Linked DNA regions of Homo sapiens: region 2 is linked to region 1. A link is a contact called in ENCODE Hi-C or POLR2A ChIA-PET data. All regions are on one chromosome and are shown on one strand. The core of a region is the stretch at or near the end of the contact, and the rest is flanking DNA. Distances in the headings are between cores, read along the strand shown. Region 1 has its middle 59 kb from the start of MED14OS. Region 2 has its middle 5.4 kb from the start of NYX.

Evidence for each region. Hi-C counts contacts between places; a loop is a spot of excess contacts on that map. ChIA-PET counts read pairs that join two places held with the same protein, here RNA polymerase II (POLR2A). Pooled maps may share reads with other maps.
Region 2: a pooled map shows a loop between it and region 1 (3-fold over the local background). The contact joins two enhancer-like sites. A Hi-C loop is called at or near these places in 1 of 50 pooled maps. POLR2A ChIA-PET finds 5 or more read pairs at or near these places in 2 of 52 experiments (IMR-90 and activated naive CD4-positive, alpha-beta T cell).

Annotation. Positions count from the first base shown.
Region 1 is chrX:40,792,553-40,796,028 of GRCh38, reverse strand. No RefSeq gene overlaps it. Among named protein-coding and RNA genes, the nearest start is that of MED14OS, 59 kb to the right of the region's middle. Within about 2 kb of position 1,813, at least 7 of the 41 ENCODE cell types and tissues checked have a DNase peak (open chromatin) inside an H3K27ac peak, as active enhancers do.
Region 2 is chrX:41,440,246-41,443,721 of GRCh38, reverse strand. No RefSeq gene overlaps it. Among named protein-coding and RNA genes, the nearest start is that of NYX, 5.4 kb to the left of the region's middle. RefSeq lists enhancers at 633-702, 1,643-1,692 and a silencer at 1,023-1,532. Within about 2 kb of position 1,686, at least 23 of the 41 ENCODE cell types and tissues checked have a DNase peak (open chromatin) inside an H3K27ac peak, as active enhancers do.

The sequences.
Region 1 (3,476 bases), core at 564-3,063:
TCAGCATTTGTTTGTCTGAAACGACTGTATCTTTCCTTCATATATGATGCCTAGTTTTGCCAGATGCAAAATTCTTGGCTGATAATTGTTTTGTTTGAGGAGGCTGAAGATAGGGCCCCAATCCCTTCTAGCTTGTAGGGTTTCTGCTGAGAAATCTGCTGTTAATCTGATAGGTTTTCCTTTACAGGTTACCTGGTGCTTCTGTCTCACAGCTCTTAAGATTCTTTCCTTTGTCTTAACTTTGGATAACCTGATGACAGTGCGCCTAGGCGATGATCTTTTTGTGATGAATTTCCCAGGTGTTCCTTGCGCTTCTTGTATTTGCATGTCTAGGTCTCTAGCATGGCTGGGGAAGTTTTCCTTGATTATTCCCCCAAATATATTTTCCAAGCATTTTGAATTGTTTTCTTCCTCAGAAACACTGATTATTCTTAGGTTTGGGTGTTTAACATAATCTCAGACTTCTTGGAGGCTTTGTTCATATTTTCTTAATCTTTTTTCTTTGTCTTTGTTGGATTGGGTTAATTCAAAGACCTTGTCTTCGAGCTCTGAGTTTCTTTCCTCTACTTGTTCAATTCTATTGCTGAGACTTTCCAGAGCATTTCGCATTTCTAAAAGTGTGTCCAAAGTTTTCTGAATTTTTGATTGTTTTTTCTTTAGGCTATCTATTTCCTTGAATATTTCTCCCTTCACTTCTTGCATCATTTCTTTGGATTTCCTTGCATTGGGCTTCGCCTTTCTCTGGTCCCTCCCTGATTAGCTTAATAACTAGCCTCCTGAATTCTTTTCCAGGTAAATAGGGGATTTCTTCTTGGTTTGGAGCCATTGCTGGTGAACCAGTGTAATTTTTGGGAGGTGTTGACAAGCCTTGTTTTCTTATATTACCAGGGCTGGTTTTCTGGTTCCTTCTCATTTGTGTAGCCTCTGTCAGAGGGAAGGTCTAGGGCTGAAGGCTGTTGTTCAGATTTTTTTGTCCCATGGGGTGTTCCCTTGATATAGTATTCTCCCCCTTTTCTGGGGATGTGGCTTCCTGTGAGCTGAACTCCAGTGATTGTTGTCTCTCTTCTGGGTCTAGCCACCCAGTGAGTCAATCCGGCTCCAGGCTGGTACTGGGGGTTGTCTGCACAGAGTCCTGTGATGTGAACCATCTGTGAGTCTTTCAGCCATGGATACCAGCACCTGTTCTGGTGGAGGTGGTGGAGGGTGCAATGGACTCCATGGGGGTCCTTAGCTTTGTTGGTTTAATGCTCTATTTTTGTGCTGGTTGGCTTCCTGCCAGGAGGTGGTGCTTTCCAGAAAGCATCAACTATAATAGTGTGGAGAGGGACTGGCAGTAGGCACGGCTGTAGAACTCCCAAGATTATATGTCCTTTGCCTTCTGCTACCAGGGTGGGTAGTGAAGGACCATCAGGTGGGAGCAGGGCTAGGCGTGCTCTCCTTGGCGGGTCTTGCTGCGGCTGCCATGGGGGATGGGGGTGAGATTCCCAGGTCACTGAAGTTGTGTTCCTAGGAGGATTATGGCTGCCTCTGCTGAGTCATGCAAGTTGTCAGGGAAGTGGGGGAAAGCCGGCAGTCACAGGCCCCACCCAGCTCCCACACAAACCAAAGAGCTGATCTCACTCCCACTGTGCCCCCTGCAACAGCCCCGAGTCTGTTTTACCCAGACTGGATTCTCTTTACGGACGGGAGTTCTTTTGTAGAACAAAGAACCCATAAAGCAGGGTATGCAACAGCTATATGAACGATATAGTTGAAAGTGCACCTCTCCTAGGGCACAAGTGTTCAACTAACCAAACTAATTGCCCTCAAGAGGGCGCTCAAGTTAAGCAAAGGAAAAACAGCATTTATACTGATTCTTTCTCTCTCTCTCTCTCTCTCTCTCTCTCTCTCTCTCTCTCTCTCTCTCTCTCTCTCTCTTTCTGACGGAGTTTCCTCTTCATTGCACTTCCAGGCTGGAGTGCAATGGCGCAATCTCAGCTCACTGCAACCTCTGCCTCCCAGGTTCAAGCGATTCTCCTGCCTCAGCCTCCCGGGTACCTGGGATTACAGGCATGCGCCACCATGCCCGGCTAATTTTGTATTTTCAGTAGAGACAGGGTTTCTCCATGTTGGTCAGGCTGGTCTTGAACTCCTGACCTCAGGTGATCCGCCTGCCTCGGCCTCCCAAAGTGCTGGGATTACAGGCGTGAATCACCGCGCCTGGCCCATTTATACTGATTCTAAGTATGCTTTCCTAGTCCTCCATGCCCATGCTACTATCTGGAAAGAGAAGAACTTCCTCACAGCTAATTAGTCTCCCATTGAATACCATCAGGAAATTAATAAGACTATTTTCCTTGGTTTTCCTCCCATGGGAGCTGGCAATAATACATTGTAAAGGCCATCAAAGAGTGATGGATGAGATAGCCGAGGGAAATAGGCTGGAGGACAAAGCAGCTAAATCAGCAGCAAGGGGGCCCAGGTCTCTGATCCACTTGAAGCCCTACTGATCTGGGAGGGCCGCATCAGAGAAATAAAACCTCAATACTCTCTTGCAGAAATAGAATGGGCCACCTCTTGGGGATACATCCTGCAGTCCTCAGGATGGCTACAATCGGAGGACAATAAGCTTCATCTACCAGCTGCCAACCAATGGAAAGTACTTAAAAGCCTTCACTAGGCCTTCCACCTAGGTAAGGATAAAACCTATCAACTGGCCCAGAGATTGTTCTCAGGTAAAAATCTAATACAAAGAGTTAAACAAGTTGTTAATGGTGGCAAGATCTGCCTTAAAAACAGTCTCCTTAATCGACAGCGTCTTTGGCCAGGAACTCAAAAGACAAGCGGCTACCTTGGGGAAGACTGGCAAATGGATTTCACCCATATGCCAAAGACAAGGGGCATCCAGTACCTCCTACTATAAATAGATACGTTCACTAACTGGGTAGAAGCATTTCCATGTCAGACAGAGAAAGCCTCTGAGGTGATAAAAGTACTAATCAATGAGATAATTCCCTGCTTTGGACTTCCTAAGTATCTCCAGAGCAATAATGGCCCCTCGTTCAAGGTGGCCGTCACCCAGGGGGTCTCAAAGGCACTTGGTTCTACAGTACTATCTTCATTATGCCTGGAGACCACAATCCCCGGGAAAGGTAGAAAAGACAAATGATATTATCAAAAGGCACCTCAGGAAACCGTCTCAGGAGACTCATCTCCCCTGGACTACCCTTCTCCCCATAGCCCTGCTACATGTCAGAAACACTCCTTCAAAGCTAGGTTTGAGTCCCTTTGAAATGATGTGTGGATAGCCTTTTCTCACCAGTTATCTCTTGCTAGACCAAGAAACCTCTAATTTAACTAAGCACATAACCTCTTTGGTCCATTTCCAACAGGAACTGAAACAATTGTTGGAGGCCCAATCCCGTGAACCAGGGCCACCTCTGTTCAACCCAAGGGACCTAGTGCTAGTAAAAGTGATATCCCTTCCCTTTCTCTCT
Region 2 (3,476 bases), core at 437-2,936, 650 kb before region 1:
CGTGGGAAAGATCCGCTATAGCATGGGATGGATCCGGCCTGGGAATAGAGGGAAGCTACGCCATGGCCTTGAGCTGGGGCCACTCTCTGTGCCATCACACCCTAGCCCAGAATGCTGAGGAATGCAAGAATTGCAAACTTGAATTTAACCTTCCAGATTGTTATGAAGGTATATCTGCTCAGATAGGAGGATAGAACATGTTTTATTTAACAGTTTTTTAGCTTGATGTGTAGCTTTTAAATATTCAGACATACAGTGTGTGGTCCTCCGTGCGTACTCTTGCCCCAGGCCCCACAAAGCTGGGCCCAAGCCTGGGTTTGGCACACAGGCGGAAGTGCACAATTGTTTGCTGAAGGGAATTGAAGCCCATGTGAGAATTTGTAAGGGAGCTATAGAAAGAGAACCGGGTGAGTGACAGCCTTGGCCTCTTACCCTTCCTTTTTCTCTGACTTACTGGATGGTGTCAGGACAGGGACTTTCAGTTCCTAGGCCTGATTGTACTCGAAACATATTCCATAATCTTGTCCAGACCCCTCATTCTTCAAGTGAGGAAACTGAGGCCCAGAGAGATTAAGTGACCTGCTCCCCAGAGTGACATATGAAGGTGGAGCTGGGACCCAGTGGGTACCCTGTCCTCCTGCCTCCCAGTCCCTGGGTTTTTCTCGGGTCCTAATAAGGACACACACAGCCCCTGTGGCCACCCCCGACGTCCCCACTGCATGCCTCAGATCAGGATGGGGGAGGGGTAGCCACTCCCCTCTTGCTGGGCACCTCTAAATGACCTTGGCTGAACCTATTCTGTGGCTAAAGCACCCAACTCCCTTGTTCTTTATTCGCAAACTATCCTACTTCTGTCGTTTCACATCCGCCCTTCCAATCCAAACCCCAGCTCAGTGGGGTTGGATTGGATCAGCCTGGGCTCCCGGGCCTCATTTCTGGAATTGGAGGAAGGAGGAAGAGAGGCGAGAGTGCCCTCATTCCGCTGACTCCCAGTGTAGTGACAGTGACGTCGCCCCAACGGCAGGCCCGGACACAGTTAGGTGCGGGCTCGCGCCCCATCTGGTGCCCCGGGGCTCAGGGCGCGCCGCCGCGGTCCTGGAGGGGCAGTAGGCAGCGAGTCACTGGGCTGGACGTTTCCGCTCTGGCTCCTCCCTCCGCGGGCTTCAGAAAACTAGTTCAGCTCGCTGGCCCCGGCTGGCAACCGTGCGTGACACAGTGGTTTTTTTTTCCCATAAAGGTCACGTCCTTGCGAAACCTCTGCAGCCTCTGCCGGTAACCACCACCCCGGCCCCACCCTGGGGAGAAGGGGCGGAGCCTCCGGGGCGAGCCACGCCCCCGATGAGCCCGGTCCTGCCCAGCGTGGCCGCCAGAGGGCACCGAGGTTCGGGAGTCGGGGTGGGGCGGCCCCGGGACCTCTGTCTGCTCCCCGCCGCGGCACCCGCACCTACTCGGTGGGGGCGGGGGCCAGGGCTGGGGAAAGTCCCAGGGCGTGCCTGGTGCCAGAAACGTTCCTCACGCACCTGGAGTCGCAGAATGCCCGGGCTGGAAGGGATGCCAGGGTGGGGACCTAACCTGCCAAAGGTCACACCCTGGGGAAGATCTCCCAGTGCCGTGTCCTCCTGACCAGGCCGCGTAGTGCGCATGGCCTGTTTGTCACCTGTAAATGAAGGGTTAGCTCACCAACAGGCTCTGCCCACTGCCCACAAATACACCTTCCTGGGGCCTCTTCTGAAATCATCGTTCTTTACATTGCATCCAAAGTAGGTTTCTCTCCCATTGCAGCAGATGTCAAACAAAAAACAAAGTAGGTCTCTCCATTTCCCGATACAGTTGACCCTTGAACAATATGGGTTTACACTTCGCGTAACCACTTACACTTGGATTTTTTTTTCAATAAAAGTTACACCAAGGGCCGGGCGTGGTATTTTTGGTAGAGATGGGGTTTCACCATCTTGGCCAGGCTGCTTTTGAACTCCTGACCTGGTGATCCACCTGCCTCGGCCTCCCAAAGTGCTGGGATTAAGGGCGTGAGTCACCGTGCCTGGCCAGTTATTGTTTGTGTATGTGTGTGTGTTTTGTGGTTTTTTGTTTTTTTGTTTTTTGTTTTTTTGAGACAGAGTCTCACTCTGTCGCCCCGGCTGGAGTGCAGTGTTGCAATCTCAGCTCACTGCAGCCTCCACCTCCCAGGTTCAAGAGATTCTCCTGCCTCAACCTCCTGAGTAGCTGGGACTACAGGCATGCACCACCATGTCTGCCTAAATTTAAAAATTTTTTTTTGTTGAGACAGTGTCTCACTATGCTGCTCAGGCTGGTCTTGAACTCCTGAACTCAAACTATCCTTCTCCCTTGGCCTCCCAAAGTGTTGGGATTATAGGCGTGAGCCACTGTACCCAGCAGAGAATATTTGTTTGCTTGTTTGTTTTGAGATGGAGTTTCACTTTTGTTGCCCAAGCTAGAGTGCCATGGCATGATCTTGGCTCACTGCAACTTCCATCTCCTGGGTTCAAGTGATTCTCCTGCCTCAGCCTCCCAAGTAGCTGGGATTAAAGGCATGCACCACCATGCCTGGCTAATTTTGTACTTTTAGTAGAAATGGGGTTTCACCATATTGGTCAGGCTGGTCTCGAACTCCTGACCTCAGATGATCCATCCACCTTGGCCTCTCAAAGTGCTGGGATTACAGGTGTGAGCCACCTCACCTGTATATATAGAATATATATAGAATATACATAGAATATATATAATCCATATAGATTATACATAGAATATATATAGAATATATATAGAATATATATATAGAATATATATAGAATATATATATAGAATATATATATAGAATATATATAGAATATATAGAGATTATATATAATCCATATATATAGAATATATAGAGATTATATATAATCCATATATATAGAATATATAGAGATTATATGTAATCCATATATAGAATATATATAGAATATACATAGAATATATATAGAAAATATATAAGAATATATATAGAAAATATATAAGAATATATAGAATATATATAAGAATATATATAGAATATAGATAAGAATATATATAGAATATAGATAAGAATATATATAGAATATAGATAAGAATATATATAGAATATAAAGAATATATAGATATAGAATATAGATATAGAATATATAGATATAGAATATATAGAGAATATAGAGAATATATATATAGAGAATATATAGAGACAGAATATATATATTCTATATATTATATATAGAATATATATATATTCTATATATTATATATAGAATATATATATATATTCTATATATTATATATATTCTCTTACAAAGTTATGTTAGTTGACTCTTGATTGCAAGGTACAAGTATCTAACTCAAAACAGTTTAAGCTCAAAAGTGAATTTCCTGGAGAGAGGAGAGAATCAGGAGTTATAGTTTAAAGGGTATAGAGCTTCAGTGTGAGATGAGGGAAGCATTCTAGA